Regions from separate parts of the Mus musculus genome. Here all the other regions are linked to region 1. Evidence: chromatin loops called from intact Hi-C (ENCODE). Cell type or tissue: heart. All regions are shown on one strand.

Region 1 (8,000 bases):
TCCTTTGTGTATCTCTGAGTATTGATGTCTACCATAAAGGCACAGAATACACAGCCAGCAGCCAACTTAGGGATGTTCCAGCTCGGAATTGACATGCATAGCTAGATGCGGTGGTTCGAATGAAAATACTCCCTACCCCAACCCCCACATAGGCACATGTGTTTGAATACTTGGTCCCCAGTTGGTGAAACTGTTTGGAAGGATTAGGAAGTATGGCCTTGTTAGAGGAGGTGTGTCACTATGAGGTGGGCTTTGAGTTTTCCAAAGCCCACTTCATTCCCAGTTAGCTAGCTAGAGCTCTCTCTCCCTCTTTCCCCTCCCCCACCCCTTCTTTTCTCCTCTCTCTTCTCTCTTTGCCTTGTGCTTATGGGTCCTCTCATCTCCTGCTCTAGCAGCATGCCCGCCTGTCTGATGCCATGCTCCCTACCATGGTGGACATGGACTCTAACCATCTGAAACCAAGAGCTCCAAATTAAACACTTTCTTTTATAAATTTCCTTGATTATGATGTTTTATTACAGCAATAAAAAAGTATAAGACCCTGAATATGCCTCAGGATTTGCAAGGCACAATGGGTCCCCCCAGACCCCCCAGAGGGCCCATGTCATTATGCTCGTAGCTCCTCTTCTGGCTTCTGGTCTCCCATGTCCCTCCTCATATGCTCATGTTCTTTTGAACTGAAAGAAATGGACTCTGGTAGCAAATTCATCAGCTCCTCTGCCTGATGGTGAGACAAGGGAGTGAGAAGCAGGGACTGAACCAGAAAAAAAAAAAAAAAAAAAAGAAGAGGAGGAGGAGGGAGAGGAGGTGATGGGGAAAAAGAGGAAGAGGATGAAGAGAAAGAAGAGAAGGAGGGAGAGGGGGAAGAGGAAGAGAAGGAAGAGGAGAAAAAGAAAAGTGGCATGAAGAACTGGAGGCTACTCTTGCTGAACACTCCCCATGGCTTCATTTTCTGGAACCTGCCTGTGTGTGTTTGGGTAAATGCTTGGATAAAGCAGGAGGTTGGAGCCTGTGGACAGACAGGTCTCAGCACTTATTCCTTCTGTGTAAAACTTACCTCTGGGCATGTGGATTGCTCATCGCTGTCTCTGACTATGTCTCTGTCCCCTTTCTCATCGCTGTCCCTGAATCTCTCTCTGTCCCCTTCCTCATCACTGTCTCTGACTCTGTCTCTGTCCCCTTCCTTATTGCTGTCCCTATGGCTCTGGCTCTGTCCCCTTATGCTCTTCTGGAGCTTAGGGACTCAGCCCCATGATTCAATGTGACCTGACAGGCTCCAGCCTGGCATTTGTATTGTCATGTGCATAGTGGTTTAATGTGTGTGCCCGTGCACCCCCACACAATCTGACAGTTCTAACTTTTTTTCCTAGACAAAGTTCTCCATACCTCCTATCTTAAACAACAAACAACTACCCAAATTCCAGGCATGTTATCTATGACAGTCACTGAAGAGCTGTAATTTTTATCATTGAACATTTTAGAGATGGTGGGGTGGGGGAGGCACAGAGAGGTTAAGTAAGTTCCCTATGGTCCCACAGCCAGGTAACAGCCAGAGACAGGCTCAAACCTAGTAACAGCCAGAGACAGATTGAATCACTCTGACCTCAAAGTATGTTTTACCCCTTCAAGGTACATGAGATTCTCAATGTAGAAAGCTTGCAACCCTCAGAAAAGTCCCAACTTCAAAATAGTTGCCCAGCACGGGGACAAACAATCGAAGTAGGACAGCCACAAGAAGTGAGGGCTAGAGCGAGCCTTTAGGATACCTAGGCAAGCTTCAAAGAGCAAGCCTGAGTTCAACAGCGCTAGAAAGAACAGCGCAGGCAACAACAGCCAAGAGGGAGCAGACTATAAGCTATGCTGCTCTTTTCTCTCACAGTCCACATGGCGACAGACACCACCAGAGCCTCGGGACCAAGGAAGAATCCTTACGTGTGCACAGCTTGGAAAGGACACAGACACACACATGCAATCTCCCATAGGAGCATTGTCTTTAAATGGAAAAGATAACCTGAAATACACTCTGAGCTTGCAGAACACACATACACACTGGGGCTGGAGTGACTGAACCAACACTTGAGCCCTGTCAGTGGTAAGAGGAGGAAACCTACTGCCCTGGCAGTTCCTGACTTTCAGTTCCTATTTAAAATGTCTGAATTGGGAGCATCGACAGGCTCCCAAATTAGCTTTTTAAATAGAAGCTGAGAGTTAAAGGAAAAGCGGCCGCGTCATGGGGGAAAAGCAAGTGAAAAATCCCGGCCAGGCTGGTCCAGAGGCAGAGGGGGGAAGGAGTCAACAGGCATGGCTAGGGAGATTCTAGGAGGAAATGGAGGGTACCCAGCATCTCCTGGACAGTGTCTCCTCCAGTGGCTTGAACCTAAGCCAGGTACCTTCTTTCTCCTCACCATCCAGCCTCAAGGAGAACTGTAAACAAAACCCACAGTGGCCTGAACTAGAAATCCAAGTCTCCCTTACTTTTCTTGAGATACTGGAGACAAAAAAAAAAAAAAAAAGAGAGAGAGAGAGAGAGAGAGAGAGAGAAAGAGAGAGAGAGAGCAGTTCACAGGCACTGCACTTAGATTGCCAAGTATGAGCATCTGAGGATCGGGATTGGAGGATGTGGGGCAGGGTGTGAGTGTCCTGTCTCCACAAATGGCTTACAAAGTCCCAGAGACCACAAGCTGTCACATTAGTAGACCACTCCAAGAGTCTAGTGGTGTTCCCTCCCTGACAGTTTGGGGGGCTCGATCCTGGAAGTACCTTTATGTTGCTGAACAATGGCAATGCCGTACAGGAAATTCAAACTTCGACAGAAATAAGATATTATATTTTCACTGCTCCAAAACTGGACAGAAGGTGTTAGATCAAAGGAAAATGTCACTACTGGGACCAGGCTTCTCAGAGACAGAGAACCTTCTCTCAGGAGTCAATTCAACTGAGATTTAAAAAACAAAAAAACAAAACAAAACCCCACCACCACTAGCAGTAGCAACAACAACAAAAACCTCTCCCAAATAGAGGAGGGAGGGAGAATCCTCGCCAGGGCCTTCCCTGAATTCTTCCAGGGTTGGCCAGGGAGTGGCAGTGTTGTTAATCATTAGTACTGTATGCAAATGAGTATGCAAATCTCACGGGGTTCTTGGACTCTGGGCAAATGTTAATGGGGTCCACACCCACCTCTTGAAGGGCCAATTGTACACCTTTCATACTGACAAACTTAAAGGAGCTTTGGTTAGGGTAAGTGAGCCTATGAAAAAGAAGCTCAGAAGTACTGGAGGCCCAGAGTAGCTGAGACCTCAATAACTACTCCTCGACTTGCACTTCTGGAACAGGATCGGTTTGCCACAAACCAGAAACCCTATTCTTGACTCACGCCTTCACCCTCTCCGCACATTTCTCTTTCCTCTGCTTTTGTGTTTCAGCACACACCTTTCCATACTCAGAGCTGCCATCTCTCAAGCCAAGGCGTTCCGGTCCGGGCAGAGGCACGAAGCTGCTTGCTTCGCGATCTCCAGGCTCGGGAGTCCCAGCACCCAGGCCGGAGACACAGGGAAAGCCGGCCACGGTTTGGCTTAGCAGCCAGGACTGGGCTCTACTCTGCTGCCGCGATGGTCCTGGGACTCTCAGCTGGATCCTATGCTCCCGTGGTTGTCCCACTCCTCACGCTGGGTCCGAGTACTAAGCAATAGATAACTCTGGGCTCTGGAAAGGATCCAGGGCCTGGGCCCGCTTTGGAAAGATAGAGAAATGAGAGTTCCTAAATCCCCAGTCTTAATTCTGGGTATTCGTGGTGGGGTATTGGAGCGAATCCTGACCTTCTGGCCATGTGTCAGAGGTCACTCCTGAACGACAGTGGCTCTTACGCGGAGATAAAGGCAGTTTGTCTTCCGTGGGATCTTCCCAGCTTTGGCAAACACACCTGACTGTTCAGGGTCAGCCTGTAAGCTTGCGCGGCGACCAGCTGCACCTCACTAGGTGACCAAGGAGAGGAGTTAGTTGCTCTACCGCGTGGACAGTGAATGGGAAACAGACAGCCAGTTAAGTGTACACACCCCACGCGCATACACGCCAGCGCTCCCTACCACCTCTTCCTAAGTCCCCAGCCACACACGCCCCCGAACTCACGATCACGCCGCACGCCCGGCTCCTCCCCCACCCCCAAGCCAAGCTCACCTTGCCACGCTCGCCCCATGCCCACCCTCGCCGGCACACGCGCTCACACTCGCGTCCGCACACTCCACTACCACCTCCAGGCACACCCTAGGATTCCTCCACTCTCCTGGGGAGACGCACCAGGCTCTGCCTAGTCTCCCCGCCTCCCCCCCCCCGCTGCAGCCCCCCCACTCACGCGCGCGCCCTACACACACACACACACACACACACACACACACACACACCCTCGCGCAGAGTCACTCCCCCTCGCACGCCCTCGCCCTGGGCACCCTCCGGCGGCTAGGCTCCCGGGTCCTCCTCCTCGCTCCCTCCGCAGCCTGGCCGCTCTGCTCTCTCGGGCCCGGCCTGGGGCCGCTCGGCCCGTGGGGATCGGTGGGGAGCGGAGGGCGCAGCCTCGCCGCCTCCCCCGGACTCTCCTCTCCGCCCCGCCCGCGCCGCGCCCCCACCGCCTCCTCGGGAGAGGCAGCCCGTGGCCGGCCCGGCTCCGCTCTGCCCGGCATCAGCGGCGGCGGGGGCAGGGAACGAGCGAACCGGAGCTCACGAGCCCGAGAGCGGAGCGGCTAGGCGGGGAGGGGACACGCTGCCAAGCCCGGGCTGGAGCGGCGGTGGCGGTGGCGGCGGCGGCGGCGGCGGCAGCGGGGGAGGAACGGCCCCACGGACGGACCGACGCACGAACCGACCGAGTGAAGGAGGGACGAGCGAGACTTCGCCGGCGAGGAGGAGCCGCCCGAGCGGCGGCTGCTGGGCGCTTCCCCGCGCTGCTGGGCGCTCTGCGCCTCGGCGGCCCCTGGCCTCAGCTTCCTCGCGCGCGCGGGGCGCGGGGCCTGGGGCTGGCTTCGGCGAAGGTAAGAGGGAAACGACCGAGCCTCCCAGAGACAGCAAGTGCGAGGAGCGCTGCTCCCACGCCTGTTGCTCCCGCTGCCCACGCGGCACCCTCCCACTCCCGCGCCCGGGTGGGTGGGCGCTGGGGCGCCGGAAGGATTGGGGGTGGGGCCGGGCCGTGGGGGAGCAAGCAGCCGGCCTGGGGGCGTCGGTTCCCTGGGCTGCAGAGCCACCTCCGGGCACTGGGGCGCCGAGAGGTTTGGGGGTGGGGGTGTGAACCTCTGCCCTCTTGCCATTGGCCTGCCTTCCCTCGCCGGGCGCCAGGAGCAGCGCCCCGGGACCTGGCTGCAGGTGGCGACGGTTTGCTCCGTCCCCGCTCTTTGTGAGCTGAGAAGAGAAATGGCTGAGAGTGGAAGCTGGGAGCCGTTTGGGGCGCTTTGCAAAGTTCTCCAGCCAGGCGAGCCTGTGTTTGCCTGTTAGAGGATGAGGCTGGTCCAGCTCGTCCTGCCTGGCACATCTTTTCTTTCCCGGGAAAGGTCCCATAAGTGTCCCGAGAGACCATAGGGAAGGGGGTTCAAATTTGTTTTAACAGAGTGTTTACACTAGGGATGGGCAGAGAAGTTACCTGGAAATCAACTAGATTCCTGTGCTTTCTTAGTGCTGGCATTTAATTCAGCCCACGTTGTTCTCCTTTTATCCCGGGCAGCCTTGATAAGTCAGCAACAGGCTGAGAGGTTCCAGACCTGAAATCAAGGCAAAGAAAGTCTCCGTGTATTTGACGGAGCCTCTGAACTTTCACGGGGTGATAGGCGGCACAATGCAATCAGTAATCAGGTTTTACAGGGTGGTCATGCATGAATGTAGGTGATGCTTGAATCGATGCCTTATTTACTGTTACTTCCAGGGAACCTGAAGGTTTAATCTCGGAAAGCGGGGGGAAGGGGGATTCTGGGCATTCATTCAATGCAAAGCGTGTGTACATTTCCCCATGTGGACACATACCGGCCCACTGAAAGGAGCTGATGTGTTTATTTTTTTTCCATGTTGCGTCTTGAATGCTATAAGACGTAAGTACACAAGGGACCTCCAGAGGAAGAACGATTAACAGCGGCTTCCTTTTGCCGTTGAGGAGGCTGGAGAAAGAGTTTGGGGAAACTGCACTGGCCATCCTAGGAGCTAGGAGAGGCACTGTAAAGAAGAGGATCTGCAGGTCCCAGGCCTGTGCCCCACGGGATCTCCAGCATGGCCCCCATGCTCATTTCATACCCAACAAAATCCCGCAGACACGGGACAGACTCCCTGGGGGCGTGAAACAGTTCCCCAGACCAGCTCTGATTTCTGAGGACTCTCCTCCGAGGTCATTGAAGGGCAGATCTTGGTGATGTGACTTTTTTTTTTTTGTTTGTTTTTCTGCTTTGTGTCTGTTCAGGTGAAATGGAAGTGTCAACCCCCCAGGACAGGAGGTCTGCCTTTTTTTTTTTTTTTTTTTTTGACCCTCTGCTTCTAAAATAGACGTTGCTTAGCAGGCAGCTGACTTTTTACAGCAGGAGAAAGTGTTCTCTTTTTCTTTTTCAGGATTTTTTCATGTTTGTCATTTCTGCATTTACCTGGTTTTAATCTCTCTCCCTCCTGCATCCCTACCTCACCCCACAGCCAAATCTTTCCTACTGTCAAACTCTTTTGCCACAAACAAAAATAGCTTCAGAGTTTTCATTTGTAAAGCACCCATGTCCTAGTAAAGCCGTGGTATGGGAGGCGTATGCGGTGCCATTGGCTGGAAATGGGGCCGCACTATAGCGCCTGTTGCAGGGTTCATACCCAGGCCAGCTCTGAGAGGCACTGGTGCTGTTAGGGGTGAGTGTTGCAGCAGGAACCTGTAAAAGTCCTGTTTAAGCCAGGTCATCCCTGCAGGGTTGTTGGGTGGGCGTGGCTGGTATGGACTTGAGGTTGTTGTCTGATAGACGATAGTCCTCTTCCAAACCGAGGTGTGTACATGTATGTCCATGTATGCACATATGCACATGTGCACAGAAAGCAGTAAAGGGGTAATTGCTATTTTCTTGGCACTCTAAACCTGAACGATAGGTTCTGAATCTCCGGAGATGATCTGGTACTTGCATGGGCCTTCTTGAAAAAAGACTGCCCTGGATTATTGTACAGGGTAAAAGTTTGCCCTTGGGACAAGAGACTTTAGGATAGATAGGGAGAGGATTAACGTTGCCTCGCTCTGAGCTTTCAATTACCCATCAGAAAGCAGTTTGTGAATTGCTCATGGCCTTAGAAGAGTTGACTCAGAGTTGGAGCTGAGGGCATGGAGCTCAGCTTGCAAAGTCAGGCAGCTGGCAATGGGATCCCAGAGTCCAAGGGGCAGTACTGGGAGACTGACAGGAGAGAAGGGCATTGTCTTCTCGGAGCCATGTGTCTGGCTAACAAGGCTCTTCCCGAGTAGGTCCTGATTCAGCAGTCTCTTAATCTTTGCCATTTGAACCCCTGCCAGCGCCCATCTTAGATACAGCAGAGGTATTAGGGGTCATGAGTCAAAGGGCCAGGAGGGGCTGGAGGCCCAGTTCTTTTCTTTTCTAGGAGGGTGAGTGGGTTTCTGTGGGTAGGCTGAACCTTAGATTGCTTTGGGTTCCAAGTGATGCAGGTTGTGTGCCCTGTTCTGGGCACCAGCCTCATCAGGAATTCCCAGAACTCCCTCTGCTGAGATGAGGCTCAGGCTAATTGTATCCCCACAGCAACCAACCCAGATGCTCCACTTCCCGCTCTGCATGGGCAGCCATCACAAGGCAGTTTCGGAGAGACTGGAGCTGTGGTCTCTGTGTCCTGGATCCAGGAGAATGACTAGAACCAATGGGTCCTCTGTCACTTTCTTCTCTGTCACTTTCTTTCCTAGCTCCTTCATTTTACAGATGAGGATTCTGCAACCCAGTAAGTTAGCAGTGGCTTGCTTCCAAAAGTTCAGGATAGATAGTACCAAAACAGACTGAAGGGTCCCCAGAGCC
Region 2 (8,000 bases), 190 kb after region 1:
TGTGTAGACCTCCAGCTCTGTACTCTCCTGCCTCAAGCTCCTGAGTTCAGCGGTTGCAGGCCAACACCAGCACTCTCAGCTTGCAGGGTGCTTCTCATGTGTGCCAGCTGTCTTGGGAGTCCAAACACCAGGGGAAAGAGTGGAGGGTCCTTCGCTTCACTCTTGAGCTTGACTTTGTATCATGGGGAAGTTGGAGGATGTGAGGATGCTCAAGAAGAGTAAGGGGCCCTCCTGAGCCCACCACCTGGCCCTCTTGTGTTTTCCCCTAAAGTATTTTAAGTGAATTCCAGATATGTGCCATTTCAAAACACATGAATATTGAACATGCACGGAACATATTTTCTTCAGCTTAAATGGTACCTACCTGTAGGTCATGTCTTTTTCTTATTATTCGTTTTCTTGTTAGCAGACAAAGAGATTGGTTTAACTATGACATTTCCACACATAAACATCTTTACACCTGTTATTTGTCCCCGTCACCAGTGTCCCCATATCTCTTCTGCCTCTTACCAGTTTCCTTCCTTCTCCTAGATCATCCTCCCTTCTGCTTCTATGCTATGTCATTCCAGTACCCTCTCTTGTCCCCTCCTCCATGTAGATAGATCTCTTCCTTTCCTCCCATGGCCCCACGTTCATTTCATATATACATACACATACACACAGATGCATATATAAATTTACATCTAGTTTCTGAATATAAGAGAAATGTGATATTTGTTTTTCTGAGTCTGCTTATTTTACTTAACAAAATAATCTCAAACTCTACCCATCACACACATTACTACATTCTTTATAGCTGGCTGAAATTCTTTTATGTATCTTACCACATTTTCCTTAACGTTTTGTCTGTTGATGGGCATCTAGGTTTGGTCTATAACTCAAGCTCTTGTGAGCAGTACTGAAAAAAAAAAACAAAAACAAAAAACATAGAGGTGCAAGAAATGTGCAATGTGCCAACTAGAACCCCGCAGGTCTGTGCCCAGGAATGATATCAATGAGCCCTATGGTGACTCTAGTTTTAATTTTAATGAAATACTAATTTCCATAGTGGCTTCACCACTTTGCACCCCACCAGCACTAAATAAGAGCTCCTCTCTCCCCACAACCTTGTCAGCACTCCTAACTAGGACGAGACTAAATCTCAGGGAAGTATTTTGTTTGCTAAGGGTTTTTTTTTTTTTTTTTTTAAGCAGCTTTAACTTTCATTTCCATGATGTCTAAGGATTTTTGAACACTTTTTCAATGTATTGGCCACTTTTTATTTTTTCATCTAAAAACTATTGTCATGAGCCCATTTATTGATTCCTACTTGAGTTTTAGATTTCTTTATAGATTCTAAATCTATATAAAGTTTGGCAATAATTTTCTCCTGTTAGGAACAGATCTTTTTTAATTGGGTATTTTCTTTATTTACATTTCAAATGTTATCCCCTTTCCAGGTCTCCCCTCCGGAAATCCCCTATTCTATCCCCCTCTCTTTGCCTCTATGAGGATGCTCCCCCACCCACCCGCCCACTCCCGCCTTCCCACCCTGGCATTCCCCTACACTGGGACATTAAACCCCCTCAGGTCCAAGGACCTCTCCTCCCACTGATGCCCAACAAGGCCATCCTCTGCCAAGAGCCATGGATCCTTCCATGTGTACTCTTTGGTTGGTGGTCCAGTCCCTGGGACCTCCAGGTTGTCTGGCCTGTTGACACTGTTGCTCCCCCCGTGGGGCTGCAAACCCCATCAGCTCCTTCAGTCCTTTCTCCAATTCCTCCATCAGGGATCCCACGTTCAGTCCAATGGTTGGCTGCCAGCATCTGCCTCTGTATTTGTCTCAGGAGACAGCCATATCAGGCTCTCATCAGCAAGCACTTCCCAGCATCTGCAATAGCATCTATGTTTGGACACTGTATATGGGATGGATCCCCAAGTGGGGCAGTCTCTGGGTGGCCTTTCCTTCAGTCTCTGCGCCACACTTTTTCTCCATATTTCCTCCTGTGAGTATTTTGTTTCCCCTTCTAAGAAGGGCTTAAGCATCCTCACTTTGGTCTTCCTTCTTCTTGAGCTTTATATGGTCTGTGAATTGTATCTTGGGTATTCCAAACATTTGGGCTGATATCCACTTATCAGTGAGTGCATGCCGTGTATATTCTTTTGTGTCTGGGTTACCTTACTCAGGATGATATTTTCTAGTTCCATCCATTTGCCTGCAAATTTCATGAAATCATTGTTTTTAATGGCTGAGTAGTATTCCATTGTGTAAATGTACCACATTTTCTGTATCTACTCCTCTGTTGAAGAACATCTGGATTGTTTCTAGCTTCTGCTATGTACATAGTGGAGCATGTGTCCTTATTACATGTTGGAGCATCTTCTGGGTATATGCCCAGGAGTGGAATAGCTGGGTCCTCCAGTAGTACTATGTCTAATTTTCTGAAAAACCACCAGACTGATTTCCAGAGGGGTTGTACCAGCTTGCAATCCCACCAGCAATGGAGGAGTGAGGAACAGATCATTTTAAAAGTATCTTTTAGCTTTGGCCTGGTGTGTGTGTGTGTGTGTGTGTGTGTGTGTGTGTGTGTGTTAATAATAGATATTAGAGGGTTTCCCTGAAGGAGAGAGGGGTTTGCTCTCTCTCTCTCTCTCTCTCTCTCTCTCTCTCTCTCTCTCTCCCTCCCTCCCTCCCTCCCTCCTTTTCTCTCCCTCTCCTCATCTCCCCATCTCCCTCCCCAACACAGACAGACAGAGGTGGGGGGAGAGACCACCCCAAGGACTCCCTTCCCTCCCCCCCCATACACATGTAGAGAGAGGGTGATTGGGAGAGAAAGCATCCCTAAAGGCTGCCTGCGCTTTGGAGCTGTTCAGATACCAGGTCAAGGAGACCATTGTGGACATGGGGAGCTGAGAGGCAGGGACTGAAAAAGAATCAGATAAGCATTCACTTATTCATAAAATTTGTAATGAAACCTAACATTGGGAGGAGCACTAGAGAAGCAGAGACCAGGGAGACAATAGTCCCTGCTGTCACTAACCTGTTTCTGGAGGGCAAGAGGGCAATGTGGAAATAGAAAGATGCTAAACTGGTGTCGGAGTTTCTCCTCAGGACCACAGGAGGGTGTGAGACAGTGAAGAGACAGAGATGCAAAGGCTCAGAGAGCAGAGACCAAAGAAGCCCCCACTCTCCTATTCCTGGCAGACAGAGGGCACCTACTCTATCTGTCTTTTCAGCTCATGCTCAGTCAGACGAGCTAGATCTCATATGTGGTCCCATCTCCACCCTCCAGAGGAAAAAAAAAAGGAGGAAAAAAATATACTTTGGGGAATGATCAAGAGTTGGCTGAATTTACTGAGCTAAATCAACCCCAGCCCAGAAGCTCTTCGCCCCGGGGCTGCAAACTCGTAAGATGTAAAAGGACTCTTCAGAATTTTCTGCCACTCACTGGAAACACTAAATTGGCCCCAGGCTCTGGAGCAGGTTTAAGTACCCGAGACTATGTTAGAAGTAATTGTTAACAATTTGGGGGACCCAGAAATTCAGTCCTGTTAAAAGTTCAAGGAAAACCCTGTCTCAGAAAGGTGAACTGAATTTAGCCCTCCACACTAAGGTATCCTTAAAACAGCTGGCCATGTGCCCAGCAAGCACTGGGGCCATGCAGAGCTATGGAGCCCTCTTCTGGGCGATGACATTACACTGTGCCAGGCCTGCCCTGGTAGAGGTCACACCCAGTACTGGAAAGACTTGGACCTAAATGTGCCAATTAGGTCTGGGTTGTTGCTGAGACTTAGAAACTCTCACTGCTTTGAAGTCACACAGCTAGAGGCTTGCACATGGCCTCTGACTCCAGAACCACATTATACAGAGTGGAAAGGCAACTGGGAAACAGCCACCAGCAGTTTATGCCAAATGAGATGAGGAGTCAGGCTGTGCCCGAGGAACTTAGAGATCTGTCATGTTGGTACAGGATCAGACGAGCTCTAGAGTCCCCAAAGGCAGAACAGGAACTCAAAGGTGCTGTCTAAAGATGAACTGACAGCAAGAGCAGTCCACGAGTGGCCGGCTGACTTCGTGCAGGGTAACTAGAGGCTATCGCTTCCCAGCTCAGAAAATGCTGTGATGGGCTGGACTTTCATAGAAGCCCTATGTAGAAAATTCCTGTTGTTCATTTTTCAGAATAAGTAAATGAGACCCAGGAAGCTTGTGACTGCTGGAAGTCTGTCGGCTGGAGGGGGGGAAGGGTAAGGAGGAGAGAGAAGGAAAGGGAGAGATGGGGAGGGTACACTGACTTCCACACAGGCCTATCTGACTCTAGTCCACCAGTTGGGCAGTACAGAGGCTAGGGAGGGTGGCCTGCCAGTCCTGTAAGTCTAAGACTGAGTTAGATGTAGCTTAATGGGAGAGGGAGAACTAGTCCTCAGAAGAGGAGGATGGGAGGAGAAGGGGAAGGACACCTCCCTACCTCCAGAATGCAGAAGATAGTCTCAGCGTAGCTCAGAGCAGAGGAAAGGAATGCAGACAAAAGTCCTGGCAGGAAAGAGCACACTGTGTGCTGACTGGGATAGCCTGGGATACCTAGTGACCACGTACAGGCTCCAATACCTAATCTCTTAGCATCTTAATTTGATGTGCCTCCCCCCCCCCCAGGCCAACAAGCATCATCTTGCCAACATTCTCCTCCTGTCTGTCTCTACCTATTTCACAGAAAACAGAATCCCAGGTGAGCTAACAGAGGCTAGACTGGAGCTTAGAGAAGATCCATATCATCAAGCAACACATAGGGAGTCCCTCAGGCTGATTGCCTAGCTAGCCCAGCATCCGCAGCCTATCTCTCTACCACTTCCACCTCAATGCTTCACCCCTGAGAGTCACTGGTATCTGACCTTGGTCCCATCAGGCCTTTGTTGCATATTTTCAAGAGCCTTCATCCCTGTATCCAGCCTTCCCGTCTGCATCTCATGACCACCATGCTGTTCACCAAAGGCTTGTCCTGGGGTTTGCTCCACTGTGGAGCTGTGGTAGCACATCCGTTTCTCAGATGCTTGCTAGCCCCAGGTGGCAGAAGGCCGAGCATCTGACCCAGGGAGAAGGGCGTCTGTGATGCACATATGGAGAAAGAGCAGCAGATGGTGCTCGCCTGTGGGACAAGGTCTCCAAGGGAACTCCATGGTTTGGCCAGACATGGTCTGTTCCACACAGCTCTTCTGGGTCAAGCCATACACCCAGGAGTGTGGGAAGATAATGGTGAAGGGTTTCCTAGGATCTGGTATTGGGGAAGATAAACTGAGCAATGTGCAGTTTCCAGAAAAGCATGCCAATCAAGACTGGAGTAGCACACATGCCAGTGTATCTTGATTCCACTTGCCCTGCCTCCCCAAGTGTCATCTCTCCTTATGAGCCCAGACAGGAGATAAAGGCCATCTGAGCCTCTGGGACCTCAACCCTTCCTTCTGTACTTCTTCCTCAAAGGACAAATGTTTCTGACAATCACATTCAAAGCAAGCACATCTAGGGCCAGGGATGTAGGAAGTGCCATCATAAATAGGCAAATCCCAGCTCCTACCTGCATGGGCTCTCACTGAGGGGAGACCAGTAGTGAGCTTGAGTGTGTCTCTCCCAGTTTCTATCCACAGACGGACGGGTGGCACTTGCTACTCTATCCCCATCTAGTTTTCCTCTTGGTTTGCTGTATGTTTGCCACCTCTGCTGGTCCATGTCAGTGGGCTTTTCAGGGGACCCAAAAAGACTGGGCTTTGTAGTGACCTAGCTTTGCTCAGCTCTGCAATGTGGCTATTGTGATTGCTTCATTCATTCAGAGACGAGGTTAGCACAGACACACACACATACACATGCATAGGCACACACACATGGGCACACACATACACACACACGTGTGCACAATCATAAATGCACACACATGTGCAGGCACGTGCACACATACACACACACAAACACATACACACACATATACACCCTGCTCTTTACTGCTTTCCGACTAGTCACACTAGGAATGAACTCGGGTCCAGGAACAAGGGACAACATGAGGGTCCTCAAGAACTAGTTTGGAAAGAGAAGGTCTCCTATAGTGAGGACAGCTGGTTAGTATACAGCATCACACTCAGTCCTAATGAATGAGTAGGTTTTTACTTCTAGAACTGATTCTTTTCATCGTCCTAGTAGGTCCTGGTTGGCTGGCTGGCTGGCTGGTTGAAGCTCGAAAACAGTTCCATTATAATTTACAAGAAAAACTCAGAGCAGGTGAGCTCTAAATCTCGGCGGCTGTCTGGACCATGAGAGCAGAGAAAGGCTGTGCTGTCTGAGTTAAGCTGGCATGGAGGTCAGCCACGAGGTAGCAAGCAGCCATGTGGGGTGTCCAGAGAAGGAGCTTTGGAAAAAGAGTAAAGGCCAGGGTGTCGAGGAGGGGGGAAAAAGTATTTAAGTTCTACTCGGCATCTGTAAGAAGAGAAAGGAAAAAGAAAAAGAAGTCACCTCTTTCTGTGTCGGGTGGTCTAACACAACAGAACTCCATGGCATCTTCTAGAGACACCAGAGAGTAGGAGTTCTGGTAAAGAAACACATATTATCTCATCAAAAGGCTAATTATTCCACCTGTCTCTTCATCATGACTCAAAGTAATCACGCCTTCCTTAAGCCCGGTGATTTGAACTGTCCAGCCAGAACTTTAGGCCACTTCTTACTCTTGAACATAAGGAATCTCCCGTGTCATGCCTGAAATTCAGGAGCATATAGAACCCATTTTCACAATAAAATCTGAAGATCCAATTCCAAAGCTGCCCACAAGAAGGAACTAGACTGAAGTTCTAGTCCCCACCCCTACCTATGGCCTTTGGGCAGAGTGCTCAGTAAGCAGGAAGCAATAAACAAGAGCTCCCATCTCACACTGCTGCCCAGAGCACCTTTTTGGAAGTGCTGATTTTGGGGTCCATGCCCTGAGCTCCCCGGAAGTATTATATTCTTGCTCATTTTTGAGACTCCAGTTTGGGTTGTTCCACAGACCATTTCACAGATTACTACTCTAGTGTCAGAAGGCCTTGACGGGGGTCTCTGAGTCTACTTTCTTCCTCTGTCCCTTAACCACACAATTGCTTCCTTCCTTCCTTGTGGTTTCTGTTTTCTTGATGTGTGGGAATTCTGAAGGCCCAGATTAGAGTCTACCTGAGGACAGGATTTAAATATGGTGCTGCCATCTGGGAGCCACTCAGCCCACTCCCAGGGACTGAACTTAGCTTTCTGTAATCTTTGTTGTGTCGGCCCAGGAGCAAATCCCTGATCACTGGGCCCTTGTTGGCTTATGCCTAGGAACAGCAGTGGTCTTCCTCTGCCCCCTGCTCACACCTCGGCTGTGATTCTGCCTTCTGATTGGTTCCTTCTTATTGGAGTAAAACAGAATTTCATCTGCCTCAAGTGAACCACACATCTCATCAGAAAGCATATGCAGGATACTGGAGAGAAAGCTCAGAAATTAAGAGAACTTGCTACTTTTGCAGAGAACTCTGTTTCAGTTCCCAGCACATATGACAGGCTCACAACCACCTGTCACTTCAGCTGCAGGGGATCCAACACCCTCTTTGACTTTCTTGGCACCCGCATGTACATTGTGCGCATAAATTTATGTAGACCCATACACATAAATAAAAATAAATAAATACAACTTTTTGATGTAAGCATATTTAGGAAGTAGACATCCTATAGCAGTAGAGCCCTCTGGTGATTTAGTTGGCCAAAGGAGAAGTCCCACTGAAAAATACATTTATAGTTTCTTCGCTAACTCAGTAAGTCTCTTGGGTGTCTGGCTCGTGCTAGGTACAGTTGTACATACCTCTGCCTCCCTGGGGCTTGCAGTTTGGTTTGTTAGCCCCAAGGCCAATCCAGTTCACAGAATCATACAGTAGGAAGAGCTTGCTTGATTGCTCATGTGAGCCGTTGAGTTCTTACTGTGCACCATGCATCGTGTTGGGCACCTGGAATCCAAAGATGAGTAGCCCCGCCCCAAGAC
Region 3 (8,000 bases), 96 kb after region 1:
GAGCAAGTCATAGGCTAGAGGTCCTTTAGGAGTGATAACAGAGCCATCATCACTAAGGACAGAAGGCTTAAGGGAGGCTGACAGAGCACTCACCTTACCACAGCTATGAAATAGAAGGGACCAGATAATGACCCTATCCTATGCACTCATGTGACAGTCATTGTCACTTTGAAAAAGACCATTTGAGATGGTGTTGAGACCTGGCAAAGCTTAATCCATAAAGGAGACAAGGGGATACCATGTTAGGCTGGCTCTGTAGCTGAGAGCTGAGGCAGCCATAGTTGCAGGAGTACCCCCCCTCCAGACCCTTAACCCCCAACTTGCTGCTGAGTCCCATGGTCTCAGCTTCTTCCACAAAAGTGTCTGGAGTCCCCTTTACTTTGCACTCCCCATGGTAAGACCTTTACTTTGTCATTTGTTAAAGCCCCACCTCAGTAACCAGTCCCCAGAACCCAGAATTGCCACCTGGGTGACCTGCTGGAGTTTCCATGACCTCATGCTTACATCTTGTGCCAATCCCAGGACCCAGAAACAAAAGATTCCTCTTGACCCTCAGGAAGCTCCCAAGGTTGGTGGCTCTTTGCCTCCAGTGACAATCTTGAGCAACTCCTGTCCCAAGATGACTAGAGAAGCCACAAGCTTCAAGTGTGCCAGGACCTCTGAAGTCTTGAAGTCTCATAGTCTTGGAACTATGGTGAGGGTGTTGGGAGCAGTTACCGCTGGCAGGCAGGGAGTCTGAGGAGGCTCCTTCAACAGCTGGCTGGGCTTTGTAAATTCAGTGTTTCTCACTCAGCTGTGATAAAGACAGGGGAAGGCTAAGATAATAAGAGCAGGAGGAATCCACCCTTCCCCCACCCCCAAGCACCTCATCCATCCTTACCACCTCAGGGAGGACCAGTGCTGCCCCTGATTGACAGACAAGGCAAGTAAAAGATACGTGGCATGCTGAAGCTGATACGTGGCATGCTGAAGCTGGGAGACAAACCCAGTAGTCCAATTTCCCCCCACTGTTCTTGTAATGTTATGTGAATTACTTTTCTCATTGCTGACAAGATGCAGCTGAAGGGAAGAAGAGTTCATTTTGGCTCATGGCTCAGGAGCTGTAGTCCAGCATGGCGGCAAGGCATGCATTGAGCAGGGAACTACCAGCTTCTGCCTCGGAGGACCACGAAGCAGAAAAAGTGGAGACCAGGCACTCAGCCAGCTTTCTCCTTTCTCAGTCAGACCCTAGACCATGGATTGGTGCTGCTCGCATCCAGGGATGCTCTTCAGTTCATCCTTTCAGAAGCATCTTCAACAACATACCCAAAGACATGCCTCACTAATGTCCTAGGTGTTTCTTTATGCAATCAAGTTAATGATCAGAATTGACCATCACAGGTAATGGTCAGAACTGACCATACCCTGATAAGGCTGGATAGCAATACATACTGCTTGTATTTGAAGATGGAAGACCTCTGACCTATCTGGTGACCTAAGGCATTTATTTGGTAAATAGAAAGTATTTCCTCCTTTATATCTAGTACACATTTAGCCAGCCTTTGGATTAACAATACAGGGTGCATTTCTCTGTGCACAGATTATCCAGTCTCTGTCTATACCTCAGTTGTGACATATGGACCCATGCACCTTCGACATCTGTTGCTCATCCCAGTCCTGAATGCATACTCAGCCCTTCCCAGTTACACACCTGCAGCCACGTACTCCCCACCAGTGCTCCGGAATATCCTTACATTTGCATGGACACTTGGCATCTACCCACCCTATATACCCGCACAAGGCCTGGGTGACTAGCTAACAGATACATAAGAACAAGCATCTAAACACTCAGACCCCGTCAGCATGACAAGAAGCCACAAAACCAGATGCAGTCAAGATGTTCAGGACTGAGGCCCAGAAGCCCTGCCAAGGCCTCAGGGAATGGAGTGTTCTGAGAGAAGAGACAGGACCTAGAACAAATTCACTCCTCTACTCTCTAAGAACCACCGAGCAGACAAGCAGGGGCCAAGGCTAAGGCTTTTGGGGAGGTGTCGAGCAACCCCTCCCTCCCATAAAACATCCCAAACACTGAACTGATGCTGGGGAGGACTTAAGTCTCTTTCACTTACTGGGCAGGGCATATGCTGGTAGATGCTGATGTGTCCCCTTTATTAATCAGCATGAGTCAAGTGTCACTCTGTGCATGGCCCTTTTCTAAGTACAGAAATACAATGGGCAGGACAGGTGCTGCTGCTTCAAGGGCCTTACCCTCTGGTGGGCTAGAGTGGTGTGGAGCTGATGGCAGTAATGGCAGCTTTTAAGCCCTTTGCAGGCGCCAGGACTCTTCAGCATTTATGCTCCGCCCCAGTTATATGCCACGAGAAAAGCATTAGCAGCCCCACCCTCATCGATGGTAAACTGAGGCACAGAGAGGTTAAGTGACTTGTGCAACCTTTACAGATCGTAAATAAAGCAGCCAGTGTTAGAATCTAGGCACGCTGAGAGCCCACACAGTGCTTAACCAAGATTCTGTGGCAGTGTTCATGAAAGATTCCACCTCCCTTTCTGGCACAATGCTCCAGAGGTTGCAAAGCATTGTAACCTTTCTTAAGCTCACGTGAGCCCATCAGCAGGCATCTCTAGCAGATCTCACTCTTCCCATTTTACAGGTAAGGAAAACTGAAGTCAAATGCTGTCTTCTAGCTAGCTAGTAGATATCAGGGATGGGACTCCAGCCCAGCTGTGAGGTCCAAATGGCACCGTGCTGTCAGAACCAGACCCACTCATTCTTTCTGGCTCTCAGAAGGACCACCCTAATCCATCTTGATCTCTGACCCCTAATCCCTCTTGACCTCTGATCTATGCACTGTGAAGTCTGCACTATGGTATCAAGTGAGTTTCAAACCTGGTTTCATCCTACATGCATCCACCACACTCCTGGGAGGGGCACCTCACTTCTCATCCAGTTCTCATCCACAGGACAGTCACATCTGCCTCCCTGTACCACCGGGAGGAAAACTAGCCAGGCACTGAGTGTGGGCCCATGGGCCTCCCAGCCAGCGACAGTCCTCCTCAGTTTTTCTGAAAGCGATTTTGTCCAAAGGCAGGGCCAGCAGGGTGGCTTCCTGCGCTCTTCCCCCTGGCATTTGACCAAGCTTTCTTCCGCGCACGGATGTGGAACTCTTCCTCACCCCGGGAGCTCACAGGAGGTATGATGATACAGCAGGCCTGCACACTGGGCCTGGGAAGGAGCTGGTGTTGTTCACAGCTTCCTGCCCACCCACTGGGTCCAGAGGCTATCCCCAGGGAGGCGAAGGAAGCCGCTCAGAGCAGATGGAGAAGGGCCTCTCAGCAGCCCCCTGATTCATGCCAAATAACCCAGTAAGGTGACTGATTTAGGGAACATGCCAGGGTTGATATCGAGGCCTAAGAGCTGGAATCCAGCTCCCTGGGGAAAGGAAAATGAGAAATATGACTAAACCGTCCTCCCACACGGCTGTCATTAAAACAGTGTTCGGGATGTCACAGATATTTTTGCTTCGTCTCCAAATAATTTGTTCTTCCAACTTAAATTTTTTTAATTTAATTTTTATTACTCCTTCCTCCACCTCCCCATTTGTTCTCTGAGGCCAAGGAGACTGGCGTGTATTCCACGTCCCGAGGGCCTCCCCTGAGCTTCAGAGTCAAGGCTATACACTCCACGCCCCCAAGTCTACTAGACAGCCTGTTCCCCCCAGGCAGAGTCTTCCCCCTCCTGCCCGCTCCCCTTCTCTAGTCTTTCTCCCATTCTTCTATTCCCCCCCCACCCGCTTCTCTCCATTCTCCTTCTCCTTCCTCATTTCTCCTCCCCTTTACTTGTTCCTCCCTCCTCTCTTCTGAGTTTCTTCCTCCCCCCCCCCAACCTCATCTTCTGTTTCTTCCCTCCCTCTACTGTCTTCATCCTTGTTCCCCTTCCCACTTCTTCCCTCCAGTTCATCTGCCTTCCTCTTCTTCTCTCTTTGCTTTTTTAAAATTATATTTTGTTTCAGTGTGTGTTTGTGCACATGTGAGTGCACGCCTGCGTGCATGTATTTGTGAGCTGGTGTGTGTGTGTGTGTGTGTGTGTGTGTGTGTGTGCTTGAGCACTTGGGTCAGAAGACAAGATTTGGGAATCGATTTTCTCCTTCTACCTGCGAGTCTCAGGGATAGAACTCAGGTGATTAGGGTTGGCAGCAAGTGCCTTTACTCTCCTCTTTCTTTCTCTTCTTCCTCCTCCCCCTCCTCCTCCTTCTCCTCTTCTTCTTCCTCCCCCTGCTCCTCCTCTCCCTACTCCTCTTGCTCCTCCTCCTAGGACTTAGGAAGAAAGTCTGTTAGCATTTACAAGGAACCAGCTACTGTCCTAGCTACAATGAGACTGAGTTCCTGTTTGTCAACAGTGGGCATAAACACATACACAGATCACATGCCTTAGTAACTCCAAGCCAAGTGCCAAGAAAGAGATGGGCCTGGGTAGAGCAGGAAGCAAGGCAGCTTTAGCCAGGGTATGAGGTGAGGCCTCTGAGGAAGGACTGACAGGATGACAGGAGCCACGGAAAGCTGGGGAACCTCCATATGAAAAGGAAGCATGCCACACAGTGAGGTCCCCACCGTGGGAGCGAGCTGCCATGCCTGAGAAAAGATGGAGGCTGGGGACTGCAGCAGAGAGAGCAAGGGAAGCATAGAGGAAGCTACAGGCAATGAGGAAGTAGCCAGGCCACAGGTCTACTAGGAGTATGTGTGAGGTGTCATGAAATTGGCAGGAGGTTTCAAGTGGGGTGACTGGACCAGCAGTGCTGTGTGAAAAGCCTGATACAGCTGATGTGTGAGAACTGACTTGTGAGGAGCCAGAGGGTCCAGAAGACCCAGCAGGAAGACTGCCAATCTACACGTGGACGGACCCTATGCTGGCATCTCCCCTGACAATGCTGCCCTCTGCCCCTTGTTCTGCACTGCTTCCCGAATGCCCAGGATAGAGCCAGGCACGTGGAGACATCCCAGGCATTTATAAGCACGTGACTCCTGGGCTCTGACCGGGTATGACTTGCTGCTGCTGGAGGTCGGAGGCCTTTGCTCAGAGGTGCCTGTTGTCTGAGGTCTGAAGACACGGCTCTCAGAGCAGTGGCTGACAGGTCAGGGGAAAAGCCTACTATGTGCTACAACAGGAACAGCAAGAGTCTGAACAGAGAGAAAATCAGGGCCCAAGTAGCCAAACTAGCTTCCTGACAAACCCGGCCTGAAGTGAGCTTTCGACTCTTTGCCCACATGGCTCCTCCACTTGCAACACTGAGTCCACCCCTCATGTCACCTGACCATGGCCAGAATGTTCTTCAATCCCAGATCCCCTTTGCTAGGAAGCTTTACCCAGTCTATACGCCTAGGCTTGTGAGAGCCTGGCCTTCTCCGTCCTCTCTTGTAAGGCTTTTCAGAGATTTTACATTACCTGTGCTTTTTGTTTGTTTGTTTGTTTGTTTGTTTGTTTGTTTGTTTGTTTTAAATCGAATGCACACACCCTCCCAGGGAAGATGGCTAAGCAAAGACAAAGGTGACATCTGATTTGTCCCTTAACTCTCCAGAACCTAATGCAGTTCCTGGAACATAGGCACTCGAAAAATATTTGAACCACTTAAGAAGAAAGCTTATCTTGCCCAGTGGGCAAGGAGACCCTCCCTACAGCTGCTAATGCATTGCTCATTCAGCAAATATTCACTGAGGACTTATGTACCAGGCATCGCATAAGCTCTGGAGGTACAACTGTAAGCAAACAGGTCCGTGCATTTATAGAGTTTATACAGCGATGAGGGGGCAGAAAAACACCGTAAGTAATGTGGTAAATCAAATGGTGATCAATACAGTCAAGAAAGGGCACATGTTGCTGTACAGCAGAGTCACGATCTGCTGGGAAGACGGTTATGGGGATACCCTGAGGGGCATGCAGAAGCCATCTGGAGTATTTGTGCCTTGGGGTTCACGCCTCTAGGAAGACAGTCATTCAGCGAGCCCCCCATCTCTCTTCTATACCAGTGAGTCACTTTAAGGTACTGATGTCCTCAGCACTCACTGCCTCTCTGTCCGGTCTTTGTAAAATGCCTTCCTGTTACTCCACATTCCAGCCACAGACGTTCACCCTTTCTTTGTTTCTTTTCACTGCCAAACCTCTCTGAAAGAGTTGTCAGACTCATCTGCTCGCATTCTCTTCCTTGTACCTGTTTTCCTAGGTAAACATGTGTTGTGCCGCAGTGTTTGTGACACTTTACCAACACCGCTAAGTGGCTTCATCATAACTGCGTGAAGTAGGAGATCTCAGCTTAGAAAACAGAACAGAAGCTAGGCGGTGGTGGCGCACGCCTTTAATCCCAGCACTTGGGAGGCAGAGGCAGGCAGATTTCTGAGTTTGAGGCCACCCTGGTCTACAGAGTGGGTTCCAGGACAGCTGGGGCTACACAGAGAAACCCTGTCTCAAAAAAAAGAGAGAGAGAGAGAGAGAGAGAGAGAGAGAGAGAGAGAGAGAGAGAGAGAGAAAGAAAAGGAAGGAAGGAAGGAAGGAAGGAAGGAAGGAAGGAAGGAAGGAAGGAAGGAAGGAAAAGAGAACAGAGAATGGGTGAATAACCAGAGCCGTTTGGTTCATGGTAATGGCCAAGAAGATAGGAGGTGGCTATGCCGGTGTTCAGCCAGCTTTTTCTTTTTTTCCTCTTTTATTCATTCACTCTGGTACCCCCACCTATGAAACTACCCACATCCAGATGGGTTTTCCCTACACAGTTAAGTCTTTCAGGAAACCCTCTCCCAGACACATCCAAAGCTGTGCTCTATTAATGCCCTGAATGCTTCTTAATCCAGTCAAGCTGTCAACAAAAGTTCACCACCACAGCTTTCGTTCCTAAACTCGACACTTAACGTAACTGTGTGAGCTCTTAGCATCTCCACTTAGGGATCCGGTGAATGTCTCAAACTCAAGGGATCTCAAACTGAACTTGTGCTTTCTCCCCCTCACCTCATTTATTTTCCTGAATGGAAAACTGCGTCTTCTCAGGTATACAAGCCAAAAGCCCTGGAGTCATCCTTGATTCGTGAGTTCTCTGGCCCTCCGTATCCAACTTCTAAGACACTTACTTGGCTTTTCTTCTTTCTGGGCGCATACAAAACCTGACCATGTTTCTCACCCCTGTTCCTACCATACTGGTGAGAACCACTGTTATCTCTGTGTCACTGTGAGATCACCTGCTGTCACCATTGGCATTCTGGACACTGTACTCATCCCAGCAACCAACATGACCCTTTTCAAACTTAAATAAGCAAACCACCACTGGAACTGTCCAGGTCCAGATTTACCATCTTTACCATGTCCTTAATATTCTCCGTGATGTGATTCTCATGGCCTCCCTAAATCCATCTCCTGCAGCACTTCTTTTTGGTCCTAGTCACTTGGTCTGCTGTCTCTCACCAGTTTAGGAATGGCCCACTTTAGGCCTTTCCTCTTGAGTCTTCCCATCACTAACTCTGGAGCTCTCAGGAATGACCTCATGCAGAAAGCCCACTCTGGCTTCCCAGGCTTCCCCGTTCCCCTTCCACTGCTCTGGCCTTTCTCCCCAGCACATTCCAACACTGGTATAGTGACTTATTCCATTGACACATAATCCCATCCTCCACTAGACCAAGAATGGCAGAGGAGTGAGAATCTTTATTTTATGCAGTGATGATGTAAGCACCTAAGTCCAGAGGCAGTGCTTGCAGGCACCTGTGAGCCCCTGTCTAGGGACTTGCTTGGGGAAGGTATGCCAGCTTCAGGACAAAGAGTGCCACGGCCTTCCATCTTCCTTCTTGCCCAATCAAGGCCAGACTCTGTGACAATGACCCATTGACAAGCACCTGCCTCCATATTTTTTAGCAGCCATCTGCCCATTCATGGTGACATGTGTACTTTGTAGCCTGGTCCAGAGAAGAGCAGCAGCTTGCTGAACACGGCCCATAAACCCCAGCCCAGCAGCCATGCTAGCTCAGACAGA
Region 4 (8,000 bases), 63 kb after region 1:
ACGCCATTCAGTATACAAGCTCAGTCAATCGTAGGGATTACAATTGCTGCTCCTTCTGCTGTTGCCACTCTAGTTACTGTGCTGATGAACCATCAAAGAGTGGGGGCAGTATGACCCACCCCGGTGTCCCCAGCTCAGCTGAGGAAGCTGTTGTGCCATGGAGCATGGAGATGAATCACATACAAATCATCTGGTACAGAAGTTAAATAAAATTCGCCACAGCTACCCTGATACAGCTTTAATGGTATGCGTAATTGTTTCAGAGACACACAATAATTAGATATAAATGGTAAGCTAGGCATGTAAACGAAAATAATTAGTATATATAATAATTAGGAAAAGAAGACATTTTGAGATCAGTGGAGAGGAAGGGGATACTAGGACTGGGAGAGGAGATAGAAGGGTAGGGAAGGAAGCCTTGCATAACGTCTCTGGATGCCCCTCCTCTATTGCATGCGGAAGGGTAGGTCCATTTCCCAAGTGGCATCAGGGCTGGAGCTTATTACCCCAGGTTCTGATACCCAGTCTAGAAGCTACTTAGACAGTCATTCCTTCAATACTGGGCTGTGACGTGTGAAGGAACATGGCCAACTCTCCATGGAAGCACCCATGTGCTAAGGTAGGAAGGGACTCTTGCCTCTGAGGACAGCTAATGGCTAACAGTGCCTGGCATATTGTAGCTCTCTGCACGTCCATGTTGGGTGGCTGTACGGGATGAGTGGAATGGCCTTTGGGGAGAAAGGAGAGTGAGGGAGAAGAGATGAAGCTGATGAGAGTACCGCCCGAGTTCAAAGAGTTTAGCAAATGAGGTTCCGGAGCTGAGCTCCTGCTCTAGAGCTCCCAGCTGATTAGCTATTCTTGCCTCGGCTTTCTGCCCTGTGAACTAGAAATTACCAGGTTTGGATGGGGACTAAAAGAGCTAATATGGTTGATGTGCATAATGTGCTCAGCCCAGGGCCAGGCACTCAGTCAGTGCTAAATAAGCCTCTTATTAGCCCTTCATGTGCCCTCTTCTATAGACTTCTGGTACCTTTGGAAACCTAATCATATTTTCCCAAAGCCACACAGTGAAGGAGCAAGCAGATGGGGAGAGTGGCTGAGAGCACTGTGGGAGCCCGAGGTAGAGCAGGGAGGCTGGAAGTCTACTTCACATTCCTTCCTTCCCTCTCATGCCTGTGTTTACTTTGCACCTCCTATGTTAGGCTCTGTTCTGGGAGCTGGGGATTTAGCAGTGACCAGCACAAGCCAGCTCCTGCCTTCTTGGAATTTGTGGCATAGTTGGGGGAGATGGTTAATAAGATATACTCTGCCAGTTGCCGGTGAGTAGTATGGAGAGGAAAAATAAGTTGGAAAAAGAAATGATGAGTACCTAGGGCCGGGGAGAGAGGGCTGAACTGGCACATCTGCACAGATGTGTGGGTGTGTCAAGGCATCTCTCTGATGGCGCTCTAAAAGTGCAGGCCAGGAGAATCTGCTGTCTCCCCACTACCCACTCAGCTTGCTCAGAGGGTGCTTTAGACCTCAGATGCTTCCATTGTTTCCCAGGTGACAAGATGGGAGTGAAATGGCCTGCCAGGCCACCTAACTAGGGATGTGGTGTTGGCAAGAACATCAGAAAAGCCCTTACTACACACTTGTAGGACAATAGTCACTAATGCTGGAGTAAGAATACTACTGTGTTTTTACCTCTTTTAAATTAGTCTCCAGTGTAAGCTACAATGGTTTCATTGAGACATTTCATACAAGGGCATCACTGTGCTCTGCACATGCTAGCCTCTACTCCTGCCCATCCCTGCTCCCCTCGCTGGCCCCGCCTCCTGCCTGAACAAGTCCCCTTCTCCTTCTTGTCACACATCAACATCCTTACATCCAGATTCTGCATGTCCTCCACCACCGTCCTCTGCTGTTCCCTCCTTCTGACTTCTCCACCCCTGCTGTGGTCGTCTGTTCACTTCCATCAAACACACACACATAAGCACATATCTACATACACATGAGCACACACACACACACACACACACACACACACACACATACATATACAAATTTATACACATATTTAAATCTAGATTCTGTATATGAGAGAAAACACAGTATTTGTCTTTCTGAGACTGTCTTATTTCCCTTTGCATGGTGATCTCTAGTATCACCCATTTTCCTAAAAATGACATTATTTTATCTTTATAGCTGAATATTGTGAATATATAACACATTTTCTTTACCCATTCATCTGTTGAACAGCATCTAGGTTGATTCTGTGACTTTGCTATTATAAATAAAGAGATGGTGGGAATGTAAGTATGGCCACTACAGGAATGGATATTCATCAAAATACTAAAAATAGAGCCATATGTTTCAGCCATACTATTACTGAATATAAACCCAAAGGAATTGAGAAGTTAGACCTCTGAGATATTTGCATATTTTAACTTCTTTATCATTTTTTGTTTGGTTTTGTATTTTAAAATCAGGGTCTCGCTCATGCATTCATGTAGCCCAGGCTCTTCTGAAATTTATGATGTAGCTCAGGCTAGCCTCAAACTTGTAGCAGTCCTCCAGAGTGTAAGAGTACAGACCTGAGCCAGACTCCAGTTTGCCTCTCTAGACAGATGTTTTTAACTTTCTTATAGGGCATTAACCCCATTAGTTGAGGCCCAAGGAAGGCCTTGAAGATCATACAGTTAGAACCAGTGTCTGCTGGCTTCTGACCCCAGAACCTTTTCCTGTAGTCACTAGAACTTTTATCTGCCTGACATTAAATGAAGAGTTTCAGAGAGTGTAATGTTCTAGGAAGAATTCAGGCTCTATACTCCTATTCCTGGGTCTTAGAGTCTGACCTAGAGTCACATTGAGCCAGTCCCATCATCTTGCACTGCCCATAATGCAATAGGAAAAATGTCCTGAGAATCAAATAAACTAAAGTGTGTAGCTCGTAGCAGAGTGTCTGATATAGTGTGAGCTTCAAGTAAGCTGTTGTAGAGAACTGGCTTCATAGCTCCCAGCTTTTCCCCTTGGTGTCTTAAACTGCTGGCCAGTCAGAGGAGGACTAGGGACAAGCCTAGGCCAAGGAAGTGTGATTTGGCTAGGATCCCTGTTCTGTTGCCTGCTTCTGTTCGGAAGGCTCCTCTCCAGGTCAGGTGGGCGCTCTTGCCTGTTTTTCAACAACCAGAACCATGACTCAACTGTTTGGGTCAAAGTTGACTTTATCCTCTGGAGGAACTGATTAGTCTAGGACCCTAGGCAGAGCCCTTGATTGCTATGAATCTTGATCAGCATGTCTCACAGAATCTGGCAACTCTGAGTGCCCATACCAGGGGCTGTTGCTGTAACCACAAAAGCATGGGCAGCTAGGCACGTGGAGTGAAGCTGGTTTGATCCATCCTTGTCCCACCTGGAGCCCTGTCATTCATCTGAGTACAGAGGTCAAGGGGGCATTTGAGGAGAGAGTGAAGCATCCCTTGACCTCTGAATCCAGTCCCTGGGCATGCTGGGTGACCCACGAGCTAGAGATAAGCCTGCCTTCACTTGGCTCGGCTCCATGAACATTTCTCTCAGAAGTGCTCCCTGGCAGAGTGGAGATACATGCAAGGAGGACAGGGCTGTCAGGATGCTCTTGTCCCTCCCAGGGTCATAGTCAGAAGCAGAACATGTTCCCTCCAGGGAAATTAAAGAATCAAGTGCAAGGTAGCCTGGACATGGAGGACAGGTCAGACTGTGATTTCTTAGGAATACTGTGCCCTGAAATAGCCCAGAGTAGCCGCAGTTAGATCTCAGCTCCTCTTAGACCAAGGCCATCTAAGGCCACTTTTGTCCTGTCCTGAAGCCTGACAACGTCCTGGTTGGAAGGTGTTTCCTAAGCACAGGAACTTGGGCCATTCTATTGAGGTGGCTCTGCCCTTCCTTGTCCTTGGGTGACTCCAAGACCCCAATTTCCAGGCTGTGGCTTAGCTCCCTCTTCACATGTTAACAACCATGAAACAAAACTCCAGTAACTGAAGCACAAAGAAAGAGATGCTTTGTCACTGCCTCTGCTACCTGAATCTATAGGCATAATGTTTTCCAGAAACTTCCAGGTTCTCTAAGCATGCCATTTAGCACACACTGCTGAAATTATTTCTTTAGGTAGCCATGGTTTTTTCCTTCCAGACTATGGGCTCCAGTGAAGGAGCTATTCACTGTAGGTACCTCTCTACTCTACCTTATCTCTCCATGCCTGGAACACAGGTACTTAGAGACCCTTTGTAAGGTAAGTATAAGCAGGGGCAGAGATAGGATAGAAGCATTATGCCTAGCCCTCAGTAGCTAGTGCCAACACAGGCCATCTGCTTGCAACTGATCATGTACCAAGAACAGCCTGATGCAGGTTGAGCTGGTGAGCCTTGCCCTGGGGCACAGTAGAGAGACAGTTCAGAAATTCTTCTTGGGCTTCATTGTCCTCTGACAGTGTCAGACTTCCTATGCCCCCACTCAATGCTTGTGGCTTTCAGGAGGCTGGGTCAGGTAGGGAGGATCACTTACTACAGGATAGGGGCCCCAAGAACCTTCTCTATTGAGGTTTGCAGAATAAAGCCATAGGCTTGGATGGCTCTGATATGCAAACGTTGTGTGGTCTCCCTAGCTGATGGCAAGGAATAAATCACCCAGATGCTGCCTTGGATAGTAGAACGGTGGAGACTAGGACTTGGGAAATGGAAATGAGAAGATCGCATACACACCACCAGTGATCTGGGTGGGGTTTCCGTCTGAACTCTGGGGTAGGCAGGTACAGAGCAGGCTCCTAAGTACTGGAACTCCTGAAGGACACTGCCCAAAACAAGCCAGACAAACAGAAGTTCTTACCATGAATGAGGTGAGACACAGAATGAAGAATGTGGCCACCTGTAGTAGGTCTTGGACTTCTAGCATGAGCTCTGATGATGAGGCAGCGATGAGGGGCCAGGAGAGCCCTCTGCTGGGTATCACTGGCATTCACCCAGGTTGTATGCTGGTCTGCCCTGTGAGCTGTTTCCACTCCATTCTGCACACTGATTTCAAGACAAAGTGAATCTGTAGAGTTAGAGAGGCTGGGACAATGCCACATGCCTCTTGGGATGATTGAGCTAAAAGAAACCCTTAAGTTCTAGCACCTTAATTTTGCTAATGGAGAACCTGCTGTTGTAAATTTAGACATGTGGTCACAGAAGTAAGGACAGAACCAGACACGGCCAAGTCTCATGCTTAGAGTACCAGTGTTCACCTGAAGCCTGCAGTGGTCATCGATCCTGAATATATAAGCCTGGGTCATTCATAGACATTAGCCTCAAGGGCTGGGCGGTTGGACCAGCAGAGGATTCCAGTGGACATTTAGTTTATATCACAATCTCATTGATTATCACAACTGCCGTACAAAGCAGAAACTCTCTTGTAGATGAAGAATCATGGAGCAGAGAGACCAAATGACTTGTCTAAAGCCATCCAACTACCAGCTTCTAGACACAGAACTCCAATTCAGATCTGTCTTCAGAACCAGTGTAGCTATCAATGTCTCAGCATGCTTCCTGCAATCCAATTACTGTTCTGAGCCCCTGCATGTATTAATTTAACTCTCTTAATGATGTTAGTTGAGTGTTATTATCACATGAAAAGGAAGGACATTAGGCACAAGGAGGTTAAATCTCTTTACCAAAGTCCTATATCTGACCCTGGAACAGAGGGCAGATTTAAACCTAAATTCTCTGAACAGAAAAACTCACTGTTAATTCTGCACTACACTTGGTGAGCAGTTGTTGGATGGATGCAAGGATGGGTAAATGGATGGGGATATGGGTGCAGGGATAGATGGATGGATGGATGCATGCATGCATGAATGGATAGATGGGTGGATGGATGATTGGGTGGGTGTTTGTATGTAGGGATGCAAGAATGGATGCAGGGATGGATGAATGGATGCATGGATAGGTGGATGGATTGTGAGATGGATGTAGGAATGGATGGATGCATTGATGGATGAAATGATGCAGGAATGGATGGATGGTGAGATGAATGGATGATAGATGAATTCGTGCAGGGATGTATGGATGGATGGACGGACATACAGAAGTAACAGCAGGTGGATCTTCAACAGTGCTGCCAGTGCACAGTGGTCTGGTGGGTAAGTAGAGTCCTTGCATTCCTGACAACAGTGTGTGTCCTTTCCTCATGAACAAACTGAATCTGCTTAGCTGTGCAGGACCTGGCTGGAATATCAATTTATTCTAACTCTGGGCAACTCATCTCCATGCTTCCTGCCCTCCCTTTCTTCCTCCTGCTGTCTCCCTGATCACCCCACCCTGCTCATGAATTAAAGATGCTAAAGGGGCTGTAGTTCACAGTAAAGGCACCTCTTTCGTGCTCATCTTGGACAAATCAGGGCTGCCTGCAAGCATTTCTTGGCTTTAAGGCTTTAAGACAGGAAAGCCTCAGAATGAGTTTTCCAGCTGCCTTGAGAACCTCATGGGCGGAGGCAGGAGCTGAGGGATTTTGCTAGTGCTGTGCATACATCTCTTGCATATATATTTTCCTTATGTCACCCTCTCCACCTGATATCATAGGCTTAGGAATGTTGGCAGGAGCTCAGTACCTTAGGTTGGCCTGCCATCTCCCAACAGTTTCTAGGACAGTAAGGCTATGATACCTTTTAGCTCCAAGGCAAGGAGGGCAAGCTAGCTATTCAAAGCAGGGACTTATCAAAGGCCAATGGGAAGCAGGTGCGCTGACATATCAGAGAGGAAAAACACCACTGGGAAAGCTGAGAGGTGGGGGCTGCCCTTTGAACTAGTTACTCTGCCATGAACTAGATAGTAACCATGGACAAGTCGCTCCTTGTTTTGGAGCCTGAGTAAAGCAATCAATTGGGTCCTAGATGATTTCTGACTTAAGATGCAGCAAATGAAAGTAGTTTATTTGGTGTCCTGAACTTGAATTCCAGCTATGCCTGTATGCATTCTATCTAGTCCAGGTTCTAATTTAGAAAACAGAGGCTATTCAGAATATTTGGGTTTTGTTGTTGTTTGGTTGGTTAGCTTTTTGAGAAAAAGGTCTCACACTGTAGCCCAGGCTGGACTTGAATTCATAGTGATTCTCCTGCTCTTGCCTCCCAAGTACTGGGATTACAACCATGCACCACCTGGTTCATTCTGAAAGTTTGAAACAGAGAAATCTTAATCCAGAGAGTTGGTGACTGGATGTTGGAAATAGCAGGGATAAATCAGAGATGGTAAGTATAACAAGAAGCCACTGTTGAAAGGAAGTCATTGCTCATAGGCCAAGACTGCATTATAGGGCCCTCCTTTCCCTCGGTGCCTGCATTTTCCAGAGATGCTTGAAGCATAGGGACCCCTCTAGAGGCAGACGCATAGAGAAAATGAAAACCACTGGCTCACCTCCCCTTTTTTAATTCCATTAATTAATTAATTTTTTACGTATTTACTTTATATCCTGCTCACTGCCTCCTCCCTGTCACCCTCTCCCACAACTCTTCTCCCATGCCCCCCCCTTCTCCTCTGATCGGGTGGGAGCCCCCCTGGATCTCCCCCCTGGCACTTCAAGTCTGTGTGAGGCTAGACTCTTCCTCTCTCATTGAGGCCAGACAAGGCAGCCCATCTAGTAGAACATATCCCACGTATAGGCCACAGCTTTTGGGATAGCCCCTGTTCCAGTTGTTCAGGACCCACATGAAGGCCAAGCTGCACATGTGCTACATATGAGCAGTGAGGCCTAGGTAAGTTCTTTGGTTGGTGGTTCAGACTCTGAGAGCCCCAAGGGTCCAGACTGTTGGTCTTCCTGTGGAGTTACTGTCCCCTTCAGGGCCTGCAATCCTCCCTCCTATTCTTTCATAAGAGTCCCCAAGCTCCATCCACTGTTCGGCTGTGGGTGTCTGTATCTGTCTGAGTCAGCTATTGGGTGGAGCCTCTCAGAGGACAACATGCTCCTGTCTGCTAGCATAACAAAATATCCTTAATAGTGTTAGGGATTGGTGCTTG

The links. A loop is a pair of places that touch in the nucleus more often than their neighbours do. Peaks named below come from ENCODE experiments on the same cell type or tissue, not always from the same donor. Only the 100,000 strongest peaks of a DNase experiment are listed, where the experiment ranks them.
Region 2: it touches region 1 in a loop (10-fold over the local background); 10 of 42 quality-filtered maps call a loop at or near these places.
Region 3: a loop joins it to region 1, with 2.4 times the contacts of the local background. A loop is called at or near these places in 4 of 42 quality-filtered maps.
Region 4: a loop joins it to region 1, with 2.5 times the contacts of the local background. A loop is called at or near these places in 11 of 42 quality-filtered maps.

Annotation. Positions count from the first base shown.
Region 1 is chr3:105,447,700-105,455,699 of GRCm38, forward strand. It overlaps Kcnd3 (potassium voltage-gated channel, Shal-related family, member 3), which reads left to right and starts at 4,191. Exons shown (of 8, transcript NM_019931.2): 1 at 4,191-5,018. Kcnd3os (potassium voltage-gated channel, Shal-related family, member 3, opposite strand) reads right to left here and starts at 5,256. Exons shown (of 4, transcript NR_040759.1): 1 at 4,854-5,256; 2 at 3,816-3,971; 3 at 3,430-3,729; 4 at 491-721. In heart, CTCF peaks have their summits at 3,075 and 5,347; DNase peaks (open chromatin) are centred at 4,052 and 5,372; H3K4me3 peaks cover 3,365 bases; H3K27ac peaks cover 1,690 bases; H3K27me3 peaks cover 5,693 bases.
Region 2 is chr3:105,638,697-105,646,696 of GRCm38, forward strand. The region is part of intron 2 of Kcnd3 (potassium voltage-gated channel, Shal-related family, member 3); the gene reads left to right. Among named protein-coding and RNA genes, the nearest start is that of Ddx20, 45 kb to the right of the region's middle. In heart, a CTCF peak has its summit at 3,661 (motif pointing left); a DNase peak (open chromatin) is centred at 3,685; H3K27me3 peaks cover 406 bases.
Region 3 is chr3:105,543,572-105,551,571 of GRCm38, forward strand. All of the region lies in intron 2 of Kcnd3 (potassium voltage-gated channel, Shal-related family, member 3), which reads left to right. Among named protein-coding and RNA genes, the nearest start is that of Kcnd3os, 95 kb to the left of the region's middle. In heart, no CTCF peak of the experiment used is centred here; a DNase peak (open chromatin) is centred at 5,000.
Region 4 is chr3:105,510,889-105,518,888 of GRCm38, forward strand. The region is part of intron 2 of Kcnd3 (potassium voltage-gated channel, Shal-related family, member 3); the gene reads left to right. Among named protein-coding and RNA genes, the nearest start is that of Kcnd3os, 62 kb to the left of the region's middle. In heart, a CTCF peak has its summit at 4,957 (motif pointing left); a DNase peak (open chromatin) is centred at 3,523; H3K27me3 peaks cover 1,057 bases.